Regions from separate parts of the Homo sapiens genome. Here regions 2 and 3 are each linked to region 1. The links are chromatin contacts, found by Hi-C or POLR2A ChIA-PET in ENCODE. All regions are on one chromosome and are shown on one strand. The core of a region is the stretch at or near the end of the contact, and the rest is flanking DNA. Distances in the headings are between cores, read along the strand shown.

What was found. Hi-C counts contacts between places; a loop is a spot of excess contacts on that map. ChIA-PET counts read pairs that join two places held with the same protein, here RNA polymerase II (POLR2A). Pooled maps may share reads with other maps.
Region 2: a loop to region 1 is called in a map of naive thymus-derived CD4-positive, alpha-beta T cell, with 1.9 times the contacts of the local background. The contact joins two enhancer-like sites. A Hi-C loop is called at or near these places in 1 of 168 maps with a recorded cell type or tissue (naive thymus-derived CD4-positive, alpha-beta T cell). POLR2A ChIA-PET finds 5 or more read pairs at or near these places in 1 of 52 experiments (HepG2).
Region 3: a loop to region 1 is called in a map of HepG2, with 2.4 times the contacts of the local background. The contact joins two enhancer-like sites. A Hi-C loop is called at or near these places in 2 of 168 maps with a recorded cell type or tissue (Calu3 and HepG2) and 2 of 50 pooled maps. POLR2A ChIA-PET finds 5 or more read pairs at or near these places in 1 of 52 experiments (HepG2).

Annotation. Positions count from the first base shown.
Region 1 is chr1:229,127,329-229,131,678 of GRCh38, forward strand. All of the region lies in intron 1 of LINC02815 (long intergenic non-protein coding RNA 2815), which reads right to left. Among named protein-coding and RNA genes, the nearest start is that of LINC02815, 25 kb to the right of the region's middle. RefSeq lists an enhancer at 2,694-2,988. Within about 2 kb of position 2,748, at least 8 of the 41 ENCODE cell types and tissues checked have a DNase peak (open chromatin) inside an H3K27ac peak, as active enhancers do.
Region 2 is chr1:228,859,623-228,864,527 of GRCh38, forward strand. No RefSeq gene overlaps it. Among named protein-coding and RNA genes, the nearest start is that of RHOU, 130 kb to the left of the region's middle. Within about 2 kb of position 1,634, at least 9 of the 41 ENCODE cell types and tissues checked have a DNase peak (open chromatin) inside an H3K27ac peak, as active enhancers do.
Region 3 is chr1:228,835,529-228,840,100 of GRCh38, forward strand. No RefSeq gene overlaps it. Among named protein-coding and RNA genes, the nearest start is that of RHOU, 100 kb to the left of the region's middle. Within about 2 kb of position 3,028, at least 24 of the 41 ENCODE cell types and tissues checked have a DNase peak (open chromatin) inside an H3K27ac peak, as active enhancers do.

The DNA of each region.
Region 1 (4,350 bases), core at 1,498-3,997:
GGGAGCAGAACAAGTTTTGATCAAATGTACACATTCTTAACTTGTGAACTGACCACCCCAATCAAAACAGATTTGAGCAGCACTCTGAGAGAGGACACGTTGGAAACCACAAAGGAAGTGGCTAGTGGGAAGGTGCAGGGATGGGGAAGCCCCAGGAGGCCTGGAGCCAGCCCTCAAACTCAGAGCCACAGCCAAGCGGACTACAGACAGCCATTCTGTTGCTGGAGGCATCAAAGCCTTGTATGAAAGAGGTCCAGTTCTGATGCCCACACTATCCACAAATGTTAATTCTTCTCAGTGAACCCCAAAGCAAACTTGTGAACAATGAGGGAAGCCTTCAATTAAACTTTTAAGCATTCTTGAACCTCCCCTCTGCAAATACTTATTTGTGTTATGGGTAAGTTTTGAGTTACAGATTGTCGACATGGGGGATGGATTCAAATGATTCAGCTACATTTCAAAAATTCTCAAGCTAGAGATCAAGTTTGAAATGAGTATGGATCTAGAAGAAGCTGAGAAAACAATTCTAGGAGATTTAGACGAACCAAAATGTATTTCTTCTCCCCAGTCCTAAACTAGTCCATGTTTTTGTTCTAAGTGGCCTGCTGTACTTTTGTAAAACAAAAAGACCACCCAAATCTCTAGTATTCTGCGGCCTATATAATCAGTGGGCAGAGTGAATTTTCCTTCCTTGCCATGGACCAAGAAGAGCCTCATACACCCAACTGTGGCCTCACCAGATTGTTTTTAGCCTGATGATGAGCCTCTATTAAACCCAGAATTTCTTTGTCCCAAAGAAGGGTCATGTGTGTTTAACAGACATAAAATCTGCACTAAGTGGGAGTCCTGGGCCAGCCTGCTGCGGCCTGTGCATGGTGAGAGGGAATCCTGCATAGCCCATCTGCTGCAGAAGAAGTTTCCAGAGAGGAAGAGAGGCCACCCAGAGACAGAAGCTCGTCCTCCCACGTCTCTCTAAATGAACCTGGTTTCTGCTTTCCCCGGCTGCTCCCAGAACCATTCAGATCTCCCCTTACCCTCTATTTTGCTATTGACTTGTAGAGACAAGGCCCACTTGGGCCTGCTTAAAATAGAACTCCCTGCGCTGGAGCCAGTTCTATATCAGTGAGTGTGCGTGTATGCTGATTTTCTTTGTCCTCTTTATAAATGAAAAAACTAAAGGTAATTACAATAAGAGCTTTGTTTTTTTAAAATTAAGCTCTTAATAAGTATCATGAACTAGTCTTTTTTTTTTTTTTTTTTTTTTTTTAGACGAAGTCTTGCTCTGTTGCCAGGCTGGAGTGCAGTGGCGTGATCTTGGCTCGCTACAAACTCCACCTCCTGGGTTCAAGTGATTCTCCTGCCTCAGCCTCTCGAGTAGCTGGAACTACAGGTGCCCGCCACCACACCCAGCTAATTTTTGTATTTTTAGTAGAGACGGGGTTTCACCGTGTTAGCCAGATGGTCTTAATCTCTTGACCTCGTGACCCGCCCGCCTCAGCCTCCCAAAGTGCTGGGATTATAGGCATGAGCCACCGCACCTGGCCTCTCAGTTTTATAAGCATTACCTTATTTGAACTTCACAAACAACCTGAGTGGTTATGAGCTGAGTATTGTTGCTATTATTAATCTATAAATGAGGAAACTGAAGCTCAGAGAGGCTTATTTACTCCCCCAACGCCACACAGCTAGTAAGTGATGGAGCCCAGATTAAAACTACTCAGTCTGACTCCAAAGTCTCTCCGTCTCCCTCATTCTCTACCCGTCCACACCACGGTAAGCTAGTTATCTAAAGGTACAAACAGGAGTTTTAACTTTTACTTTTACTCGTGAAAAATAAACCCCAGGAAATTTGAGCCATAAAAGCATCAGACCGACCCTTGGATTGTTCTGCAAAATCAATGCAGAGAAAGCAGAAAGGCTTTCATTGAACCGTGTAGCTAAAAATAAAAGACCCAACGAGCAAAGATTCCCTAGTGCTGGGCAGGAGAGGGGATCAGGGAAGTAGAAGAGAGAGGCAGCCTCTGAAGGGGCTCCCACACAAGTGCAGGGCGGCAGCACCTTAGCCGCAGAGCCCCGGGTGCTCTTCTTCCTGCCGGGACACCTGAGCCCACGTTCTCCTCTGCTGCTTGCCTCTTAGCACTCAAGCTGAGGTGTCGAGACCACATCCCAGAGGGCAAATGGCAGACAGTTAAGGAGCTGAGCAGCCAGCTGGGGTTGCTTCTTCGTCCCCAGAAGCCCCGCCAGCAACTTCTGTAGACCTGCCCATGGCCAGGACCTCGTCACAAAGCCTCCTCTGGATGGGGGGCCAGCCTCTTGCAGCTGCCCACCCAACCAGGGTGCTCGTAGGTGTCAGGCAGGACTCAGCAGCAGAGAGACAAGTCTTTCTGAAAGCAGAAAGGGAGTGCTCATGGGGAATTACATGACTCCCGGAATCATTAGGAGGCAGGTTCGCTTCCCAAAGCCACGCCACAGGGCTGGATGCGGAAGGACCTGCCTTCTGCTACAATTAGGGAGGCCCCAGTCACACCGGGAAGCCAGGGCTAAAACTGCAATGCTTTTTCTAGGAGCTCTGCCCCTACATGGGTGCGTCCCTCCCTGCCTCTGTCTCTCAGCTTAACCCTGCCTCAAATTTAGTCTCGTGACAGAAAAAATGGGACTAATCTGATTGGCAGAACCCACATCACATCCAGAATCCTAGCGCAAAGGTGCTGGGAAGCGCAGACTTGCTTTCCAGCTGTTGCAGAACTAATGGCACAGAGGAGGAAGCTGGGGTGGATGCCACACACGCCCATCAGCCACGAGTTAGCAAAGGAAGCAGAGACCTATTTCCAGGGGACTTTGGCTTCTGAGCTGCTGGTGGTGGGGGAAGGGAAAGGGAAGGGCACTGGGGTGAAAACAACCCTTCTTGCTTTCCTGTGCAGAGGACTCAGGATGTGGTTGGTGAGCCCATCATCTGGGGAGACGCATGAAGGGGAAAGGGGGAAAGAAAGCTTCAAAAGAAACATGGCTGAAGGGTTCCCGTCCTGGAGAAGAAGGGGTGGTGCTGGCCGTGACACTTACCCTATTGCCTCACAGACCTGGAGCGATTGACCTCTCTTGTGCACACCAGGGAGTGGGAGGGACAGGGGGATGAGGACATAGGCCTGCCTTGAAGAGCTTGCACCCTAATGAGAAAGCTAGAGCTGAGAAGCGCAAAGACAGGATGGAACAGGCAGGGTCCTTACAGTGCTACAGATGGGTAAGCTGAGGCCTGGGGGGTGACCACCTGCCTGGCATCCCCTGTGCCAACCTCCACCCCCCAGCAGGCTACTTCCATAGCGATCCAGGCTTCAGAGCATCTCAGGTTCCAGAGAGGCTCCAAAACGCACCAACTCAAAGTCTGTTTTACTGGAAATGTTCATGAAAATCTATTCCATTACTATTTAGATTATCAAGGCACACCACAGGGTGAAGTTTAACATGCAGCAAAACTTTTCTCAAGCCTCTTTTTCCAGCTCTCTCACTGATTCTCCAAAACTTCTCTCTTACTCTCTGCTCCCAGCAAAGCCTTGCCTCCTGGCAGCCCATGTGGGTGCCTGATTTTCTTCTGCTTCTTTTATTTAACCTCTACTCTTAATTCTCTCCTGCAAGGAAGTCTCTGATTCTTCTTCTGTAATTCCCAGCTGTCTCCCCACCACTTGCCTGCTTGAATCTCCATTTCTCTTTCTCTCTCTCCCTTGCCCTGATTCTAAATTGTAAAAGCCCAGAAATGGAGCTGGCAAAGATAGAATCCACTTTCGTCGGTGAAGGGCAGAGAGGTTATGAAGGCTCCTATTGCAAGCAATCATGGTCTCTGTTCACTCCCATAGCAAAGAGAGGAAACGTGAATCTCCTTCTCTCGAGCAGGTAGCTTGGCGTTCATTACCCTTCTTAGGAGCACTCCATAAATGTCTGAATCTCAGCAAATGTGGCCCCCCACCTCCTCCCCATCTCTGCCCTTGAACACTTGGAAGATCTTTAGAACCTGTCATCACTTGCCCAGGTTCATGGCAAAAGCAGACCTAAGTTGGAAACACCTGGCTCTCAGCCTCTCCACCTTCACCCCTGGCTTCTTCTGCTGTCAAACTCCTCTGAGTTTTTAAGTACAAAATGTGACACTTTCTGGTGTTGACCAAGCTGGAAACCAGCAGGTGCCCACATCTTAGACTACCCCTGCCCTCAACAGCAGCTTACATACTTAGAGTTTATTAAATCTGTTTACCACTACTCTGCACCTTAGCACAAGCATTAGTTAATCCCCTGTTTGGAGATCAAACCCAAGAAACATTTAAATATGATCTCCTGCCCAGTGTGGCAAACAAATCATTTCCA
Region 2 (4,905 bases), core at 384-2,883, 270 kb before region 1:
AGGCCCCTAATCTGTGCTGTCGGCTCTCCTGACTACCTAAGTGCAGGAGTTGGGTCTGTAAACCACAGTGACTGAGACAGATCTCAATTGATTTCGAGGCTTATTTTGCCAAGGTTGAGGAGGCACCAGAGAAAAAGAAACATAAATCACAGTAGAATCTGTATCCTATGCTTTTTCCAGATAGAGTTTTGGGAACCTCAGTGTTTAAAGGGGAAAGAGCAATCAGGAGGGGAAGAAAAAGGAAAAATAAAAGGAGGGAGGGTAGGCAATGAGACAAGTGGTTACAATTCTTGTGAGGCTCTGTGAATCTACATTTTACACCTGAAAAGAAAGCGGAGGAGTCAATTAAGCATTAGTCTGGCACTCAGCAAATCTACATTTTACATAAGAGAAAGTCAGCCTGCGAAATTACAGCTGTCTTGGAACAAAAGGAAGGGAGTTTTTGCATGACTCAGTTTCCAAGCTTAACTTTTCCCTTTGGCATAGTGAGTTTGGAGTCCCGAGATTTTATTTTCCTTTCACAGGCCTTTCCACTGTGGTGTTTTCTTCTGTTTTTTGTTTGTTTGTTTGTTTGTTTTTTGCTTTTTGGGTTTTTTTGGGGGGTGGGGTGGGGTGTGGGACAGAGTCTCATTATGTCCCCTGGGCTAGAGTGCAATGGTACGATGTCAGCTCACTGCAACCTCTGCCTCCCAGGTTCAAGCGATTCTCCTGCCTCAGCCTCCTGAGTAGCTGAGATTATAGGCACATGCCACTACACCTGGCTGATTTTTGTATTTTTAGTAGAGATGAGGTTTCACCATGTTGGCCAATCTGGTCTTGAACTCCTGACCTCGTGATCCACCCACCTCAGCCTCCCAAAGTGCTGGGATTACAGGTGTGAGCCACCACGCCCGACCTTTTCTTCTGTTTATGCAGTGGCATGGAGCAGTCCCTCTAAGAGGGCTGACCCAGGTATGAGTCATTCAGTCAGCCTGAGGGTCCAAGGGCTGCTCCATGGTGAGGCAGACATCCAGAAGGGTCCAGAGGGAGAATCTATGGCAAGAGACAGCAGTCTAGAGGGATGGAAGTGGTGGCAGAAAAGCTGGCTTTTAAAAGGCAAGTTTTTATTCTAGGCTGACTTTCTCTTATGTAAAATGTAGATTTGCTGAGTGCCAGTGAATTTATAATTTTAGAAACCCATCAGGGAGTTTCTAGATGAGTTTCTAAGAAGTCTAAGAAATGTCCAGGAAGGCCCTTAGCCACCTCGTGGAAATTGGGAGAGAAGAAATGTGTGCAGAGAAAAGAGGGATTTTTGATGCAGAGAAAAAGAACAGGTGTGTCCCGGCTGCTGGCTCTGAGTAACCCGTCTAATCTCACTGTACAGAACGTACCTGCACTTTATACTAACAATGAGTGCCATTCAGCGTGCCATTTATGATGTTCACAGTGGCCTTCCTTGGTGTGGTCCCTGAAGCCCTGCAAAGCAGGGACTGTGCGGTCTGAACCAAACAGGGGCCCCTGGGAATAGGGTAGCGTGTTCTGATACCTGAGCTGGTAGTAGAGTCAGAGCAAGAACAAAAGCCCCAGCGAGCAATCTGGGTTCAACCCCTGTCACCTTAGCTCACGTGCCTGCATTGTGAAGTTCACGGTAATAGCTTGACTGCATTCTCGCCATGGTTCTGGGTCAATAAATCAGTCAGTAAGCACTGGGTGAGTAAGTAGTGCAGAGCAAAGTCTGAGCTTGGTGCCACAAGTGGATAAAAAAGAAATAGATGACTCAACCTCTGCTTATAGGGAGGCTCTGATCTAGCTGAGATAGCACAGAAATATTTGGAGAATGACTCTAGTGCAGAACTGAAGGTGCAGAATGACTCTGAAACGTTGCTGCACAGCAGGGTCCAAGAAAGGAGAGGGCAGTGCCAGCTGGGTATGCCAGGAAGGCTTTTGGGAGAAAAATACTGGCCAGGGTCTGGGAGAATCAGCAAACATGCCTGAGGGTAGAAAACCAGTGTCCCAGGACAGGGACCCTGTGCAGCCCTGGGGTGGGCTGGGTGGGACCGAGCCGGCAGTGCCTGCAGGGATGATGGGCACCAGAGCACAGCTCTCAGCCTATGTGTCCCGGAGCTCTGGGCGCTCCCAGGTGTCCTCACTGCACCGTGGTAGCTCCTGTCTCATGGAGCCACCTGTCCTAGCACAACAGCTCCAATCACTGCTATTAGAACAGATCCAAGGGGCAGGCTGGGAGGGTGTTAGGTTCAAAAAGGAGCACTATGTAGAAGCAAGAAAAGAGATGAAAGTTTTGCTCCTATCTGCATCTGGCCAGAGAGCAGACTTTGATTTGCAACACCGTGTGGTCTCTGCAGGATTACGAAAGGGAAGAGGGGGTGGGCGGAAGGCTCTCCTCCCCAGTGCATCATTTTCAGTTTTGTCTTTTACTTTCAAAGAAAGCTGTCTTTCTGACACTGCATTCTGCCCTTTCTGACCCATGTCCCATATTTAAAGGCTTCACATAGACTATATAATCCAAGTTATCCCTCTGTGGAGAAAGTGGCTATGAGAATTAGAGAGACAAAGGGTGTGCTTGTGGGAATGGGATGTAACGTCAGAGCAGGTTCAACCTTACAGCTGTGCAGTCCAGTTAGTCAAATATTAATGAGTCAATTTAATTAAAGATTAGGTCCTCTGTTGCACTAGCCATCCTGCAAAGTCACATGTGGCGAGTGTTTTCATACTGGATAGCACCACAGAAAGTTCTGTTGGGCATCATTGCCACTTGGACCAAGGGATCAACTGCTTTCTGGGTGGGAGAACTGAGGCACAGGGAACCACGGCTTGGACTCCAAACTTAGTGCTCTGATCAGTGTGTTGTCCAAAGCTTCCAGCAGACAAGGATTCAGACCACACAATTCAGGAGCAATAAGATGGCTGGAGTGAACAACAAGTTTCCCTTGACTTTAGAAGAAAAAGATCTCTAAATCCTGGAGATGATTACATGCTTTTCCTGAGGGCTGAGGAAAGAGGAGAAGCAGTTGGTTTGTTTTCAATTAGCCACCCTCCTCCTTTTTCTAAGAAGAGGAAAGTCACTGCCAGGTCACAGGGCTCGGAGCCAGGGTCAGCAGAGGGGCTGGTCGGAGCACCTGAGCCAAGTGGGCTGAGACTCTGATCCTCGTGAGTGTCACCTGCCACCAAATGCTCTCTCCTGGGCTCTGCCATTTGGTTTTTTATGTCTGCACTGTGCTGACCCTTCCATCTCCCAAGCACCCAATGTTCACCGCCCCTCCTTGGCATGTGTGCCCCCTCCACCCAACACACGCCCTCTAGCGCAGGGCGGGATGGGGGCCGCCTGCAGCTGGGCCCTGAACTTCAAAGTTGGGAGAACCTGAGTCACTCATCCCAGCAAGGTGGGCTTCCAAGAAACCCCACTCCCACACTACCCCTGTCTTCCCATAGGTTGTCCCTGGGTCCTGTTAGAATCTCAGAGAGACATGGGACTACGAGTTATCCAAATTCAGGAATAGTCAGAACAAGTGAGTGAAACACACCTTTGCCTGCCTGTGAAGGGCCAGCTTCTGCACGGGCACCAGAGACACAAAGATAAATGCTCCCAATGACCTGATTTACTAAGGAAGGAGAGAGACAGGAACTCACTGCTTAAGGGCTACGTTTATTCATTCCTCTATCCAGCAAATTCTTCAGGACTCCAGCTGTGTGCCCAGCATTATGCAAGAGCTGGGACTTTAATTTTCAGTAAGACCTGCTTTTTCCTTTAAGGAGTTTGAATCTAAGAAGGAAGCAGGCAGCACTGGAGCAATTACCCCACAGTGCCACGATCCTTGTGAGCATAGGAGCTACAGGAAACTCGAGGAGAGCATCCAACCCAGTTTGGGAAGTTCAGGTGTGCAGGAGACACAATGGAGGCTCGAAGGGGGTCGACTCTGCCTGGGGAGGGTGCAAGGAAAGCTTCTGAGAAAGGCAGTGTGGGGGCAGCTGGAGCTGAATCTTGGAGTATGAAGAGGGGACTGCACACCTAAGGCAAGGAACACAACCTTCAGGAACGGAGTTTGGGTGGATGCCGAGGTAGAGGGTTGGGCTTGGAGGGATGGGAAGGTGTAATTGTGATAGGCCTGGTGTGCTTTGCTGAGGATTTTAATTTGATTTGGGAGACACTGAGAGGTGGAAAGCATGAGAGTAACTCAATCAGATCATTCTGATTCTTCCATGTGGAAGGCAGCCCTGTAAGGCAGGGGAGGGTCTGGCTGAGAGAGACAGGCAGGAAATTGTGGCAGGAACCCAGGTGAGAGGGGCTGTGCGGGGATTTGAGGAGGCATGGACAGAGCGTTCTCCAGGAGCCTGCTCCCTGCGCTGAGCGACTGACTGTATCCGGTGTGTGTGTGTTGGGGGTGGGGTGTGTCTAAGGTGATGCTGGGATTCTTACACTGCAGCTGTTGTATCACCAGCAGCAAGGATGATGGCGCAGGAGACACTCAAGGTCATTGCGAGGGGGCACAAACACCTGGAGAAAGTAGCTCATCTTTGAGAGCACCATGTGCTGCAGTATCATTCAGTAGGACCTTTTTTTTTTTTCCGAGAGAGGATCTCTCTGTCACCCAGGCTGGAACACAGTGGTACCATCGTAGCTCACTGCAGCCTCAAACCCCTGGGCTCAAGCATTCCTGCTACTTCCAGCCTCCTAAGTAGCTAGGACTGTGTCAGCCAGGCTGTGCTTGAATAGTGAGATTCAGGCATGGGCCACAACACCCAGCTAATTTTTAAATTGTTTTGTAAAGATAGGGCCTTGCTGTGTTGGCTTAGGCTCAATATAACCTTTCTATGGGACATTTATTTGTTTAGTAAACTTTCTCTGCCTCTCTCTCTCTGGTTTTGCTTTTAACCCCAGAGGCCTAAGACTGAGTTGCTGATCTTCCT
Region 3 (4,572 bases), core at 1,778-4,277, 290 kb before region 1:
TCTCCAGGTTTTACTGAATTTGCTGGAAAAAATTATGCCTTTCATAAACTAATATTAGTGAATACCTACCTCACGCTCTGTTTTTTTCTTTTAAGAGATGGGGTCTTACTATGTTGCCCAGGCTGAAGTATAGTGGCTGCTCAGAGGCATGATCATCTCACACTACAGCCTTGAACTCCTGGGCTCAAGCGATCCCCCACCTCAGCCTCCCAAGTAGCTGGGACTATAGGCTCCTGCCACCAAGCCCGGGTCCTCTCTATTTTCTTGTAGCATGTTATGTGTCTATTTCTAACATGTTAAGCTGATTAAAAAGACCACAAAACAATGAGGCCAAAATTCTGTAAGTTTTGTGTCATTAATATTTTTTCTAAATAAAACCCACTCAAGTCTTGTTATTTTCTGAGTTTTCATTTCCAGCCTCTCTTATCCTCTAAGCCTTTCCTCATGTCATCTCAAAAATCTCTTCTTCCAATGCTACTCTGACTGTATCATTGCTTGGTTGCTGATTGCCTATCATAATTAGCCAGATTTGTCAGCATGAATGAATGCTCATGTCAGTGTCAGAACAGGCAATACACATTTGTTAAAGGGACAGATGTGTGAATGGGCGCTGATGTTCTGCATGGGTAAGTCCTTCCGCGTGGCTCACCCCTGTTTCTTTCCCACACTGCTGCAACAAGCCTGCCTACAGTTTCCTACCCTGGGATGCCTGCACTAGCATGCACACTGGAGGGCAAGCCTTTACTGACTGGAATGTCTGCACCTGACTATCTGTGCTAGTGGGATCAATGATGGATTCACCACCCGGCTAAGCTTTCCCTGAGTTACCTGGTTGACGATGTTCACTAATCCCATAGCCCCCAGGGCTTGAGAGTATCGTTCACAGCAGAGGAGTTTGCATTTCTTTATGTATGTAGTAACATATTATCTTTTATATGCACTTTACCTGCTTCTTCCTTAGAAGGTAGACTCCTCAGGGCCAGAAATACAGTCCTCTGTTTCTTTTATCCCTCCTCACAGCCTCTGCCAGTGCTCTGCAGCTCAAAGGTCCCTGATAAGCAGAGTGACTTCAGCATTGTAATGAACCAGAGCACAGAGAGAGGCTGTGCAAGCAAAGGGTAGGAGCAGCCCTAGAAGAAGGCACACATTCATTCCTCGGGTTGCAGCCTGTTTACAGAGGGAGAGAATCTCTGCTGCAGTTACCCAGCATCCAGGGGTCCATGCTCTGCCAGCGTCACTCAGCCACGTGAGATGGGGTGATTGGACCAAAGGAGATACATGGTGTTTTATTTAGTGATGGTGGGGCCATTTCTGTTTTTATTTGTTTTTAACTGGGGTATGTGTGTCAGGACCACACAGCAGCAGGGAGAAGCTTCCACCTGCTTGGAACAAAAATGGGAAGGCTGCATTTCCAGGCTGCATTTATCTTATGTGTAGTGTAAGCAGCATCGCTGACTGGGAAAGAAAAAAGGGTAAAGAGCATTATAGATGCCTGATAATTCAGTCCTTAAGAGATGGCTCACTCAATTGCTTGGTTTTGTATTTTCATTTCTTTTCCTGACTGAAAATGGATCTGGAGCCTGAGAGCACCTGATGTTGGGCGAGGCCTCTGGGTACGAGGTGGAAGTTCACATTTCTGGATTATGTGTAGTTTCAGAATGCCTTCTATCTCGGTGTCAGGATAGATGTTAAGATGCAGGAATTCTCATAAATCTTCTCGTTAAAAAGAAGAAAACAACAAAACTTCTCACAGAACATAAAAACCATGTCAGGTGGCCGGGCGTGGTGGCTCATGCCTGTAAACTCAGCACTTTGGAAGTCCAAGGTGGGTGGATCACGAGGTCAGGTATTTGAGACCAGCCTGGGCAACATGTGAAATCCCGTCCCTACTAAAAATACAAAAATTAGCGGGGAGTTGTGGCACACTCCTGTAATCCCAGCTACTCAGGAGGCTGAGGCAGGAGAATCGCTTGAACCCAGGAGGCAGAGGTTGCAGTGAGCCAAGATCATGCCATTGCACTCCAGTCTGGGCGACAGAGCAAGACTGTCTCAAAAAAAACCCCAAAAAAACAAAAAAAACCCATGTCAGGTTGCTCCCCTGAGCAAGGCCAAGCTCAGTTTTCACCTGGTGGTCCCATGGGGAGCTTCCTGTGGCTTAGTGTTTGCGTCTGCCATTTGCTATCCCTCCCCAGCACACCTTCCTGTGGATGGAACTTGCCAGAACTTCCTCAGCAACCCTGAAGAGGAAAGCTGGAGGCCCCAACAGACGCAGAAGTGGGCTGCACTGCTGTGCTTCCATGGGGCAGTCAGGGCTCAGGGCCCCAGCAGCAGGCCAAACCCCAGCCCAGCTCCCTTGCAAACCTCCTCTGTCATGTACCCTGGGAGTCAGGTCCAACCCCACTATGTCACAACTGAGGAAACAGAGGCCCCGAGAAGTTCAGGGAGAGCTGGGGTCAAGATGCTAGATCCTGCCTCTGGGTGTGGTGGCTTTTGTTCTTGTCATCCGGTGGGCACTGGGCCTGCCCCGCACAGCTCCTTCACCCCGGAGAGGTGACAGCAGACTACATTAGGCCCTGCCAGGCCCAAAGACTCCAGCCTGTTAATCTTTAACCAGAGCTCTGGACAAAGGTAGCCCTTCTGACCTCCTGAGAGTTTCTGAATAGCTCGGAGGCTTCTGTGACAGAGCCACACGTTAGCAATGACATATATTTAGTGCAGGGAGGCATGTTGAGTACAGTTCTAAATTCTGTTGTGAATTGTGCCCAGGGAACAAGCACAGAGAACATTTTCACCATGGATATGTATGTACTTGTAAGAAGCAGCTGGGTGGTTCCTTCAGCAATCTGCTGAGCTGTGGCGATTACATCACACACTGGTGCAAAGGCCTTGAACCATTAATGTGCTGCCTCTGCGAGGGTGACCAGGATTCCAGCAATGAACAGAGAAGGTGCTTGTCCCCACTGCTCACTGGGTGCCTTCAGATTCTTAACTTTTGTCTTTTTCTTTTTTCTTTCACTTCTTACCTGTATCTATAAAACAGGACTCTGTTTGCTTTGAAAAGAGCCAGAATGACCTCAGGGGTCAGTGACTCATGCTGTTGGCTCTGTGAACACAATCGAGTGCCCCTTACGTAAGAAGCTCCTGCTATCTGAGGGAAGGGAGGTCCGAGCCATTATTCCTTGGTTATAAACACTCCATGTGGTTTTGTTTGGTGGTTTTAAAAAAGGTGTGTCCACAGGGTTGGTGTTCTAGAATCGTGGGCAGAAAGAAGTCTAGCTCCTTTCATCCAAGGTTCTAAAGGGTTCTCTGAGCTGTAACTCAGCTCTAACTGGACAAAGAGGCAACAATTCCCCTCATTTCCTGTGCGCTGTCACCACAGGAGGCTACACTTAAGGAGGTCAACTCAAGTTGTTTGGACCAAGCTTCCGCAGTTGTTCCCATTATCCTGTTTGAATCCATTCACTCTTACACTGGCCATGCAAATAGACACTCCCCAAGGAAAGAAGGACCTTAGAAAATAAGTGATCTCAGTTTTCATCTGACTTTCTTCTGGGGTGTGGGGCTGGTCATGGGTCTATATTCCCTGCTGTGGTCAGGGCCCTGTGGGACATGTGGCTGTGTCCCAGCCCTCTAGCACAATCTGCCGTCACTCCTGGGCTTTTGTATGCCTGCTCCCATTTGCTCTTATCTCCTCAACAACCACGTCAGGTAGATAATACATACCATCAGTCCCAGTTTACAGATGAAAAAAGTGAGGCACAGGGAGCTTCAGTAACTTGATCAAGACTAGAATTCAGAGAAATAGCCAAACCATGACTCATGATCCTCTTGCTCCAAAGTGCGTTGTCTCCCCCACAGCCCACTATATTTGTTGTTTATTTTTGAAAATGGTCATGAACTCAGCTAAGACGCTGGGGCAGTGGAGCGGAGGGAGAGAGCCTGCTCTTCACAGAGGGCTTATGGGGTGAGAGGAAGGGAAGCTAAGTACAGGGCAGGCCGGGGCCATCTAAGGTGGCCTCTGACCATCCTGGAGAGGCATGGGGCTAGAGAATGAAGAATGAGGCAGAAATGAGCGTTTTTGAACTGGTTTACCGAGCAAGAACTAGAATGGAAGGGGACATATTACAAATGACAAATGCCTGATCCAAAGCCCATGAGATGCTATTGATGAGGGCCACGGACCCTTACTCTGTGCAGACACAGAGGCTTGGATGCACACACTTGCATACACACACACACACACACACGCACTGTTTTGTTTTGCTCTGCTTTATTTTTGCCACTGTGGAATAATAAGAAGTACAGTCACGCATTGCTTAATGATGGGGATGCAGTCTGAGAAATGCATCAGGTGATTTCATTGTTGTTTGAACGTCATAGAGAGTACTTACACAAACCTAGACGGTATAACCTACTACATACCTATACTATATGGGATAACCTATTGCTCCTGTACCAAATACTGTAGGCAATCGTAACACAGTGGTATTTGTGAATCTAAACATATCTAAACACAGAAAAGGTACCATAAAAATGTGGTTAGAAAAGATGAAAAATGGGGCTGGGCGTGGT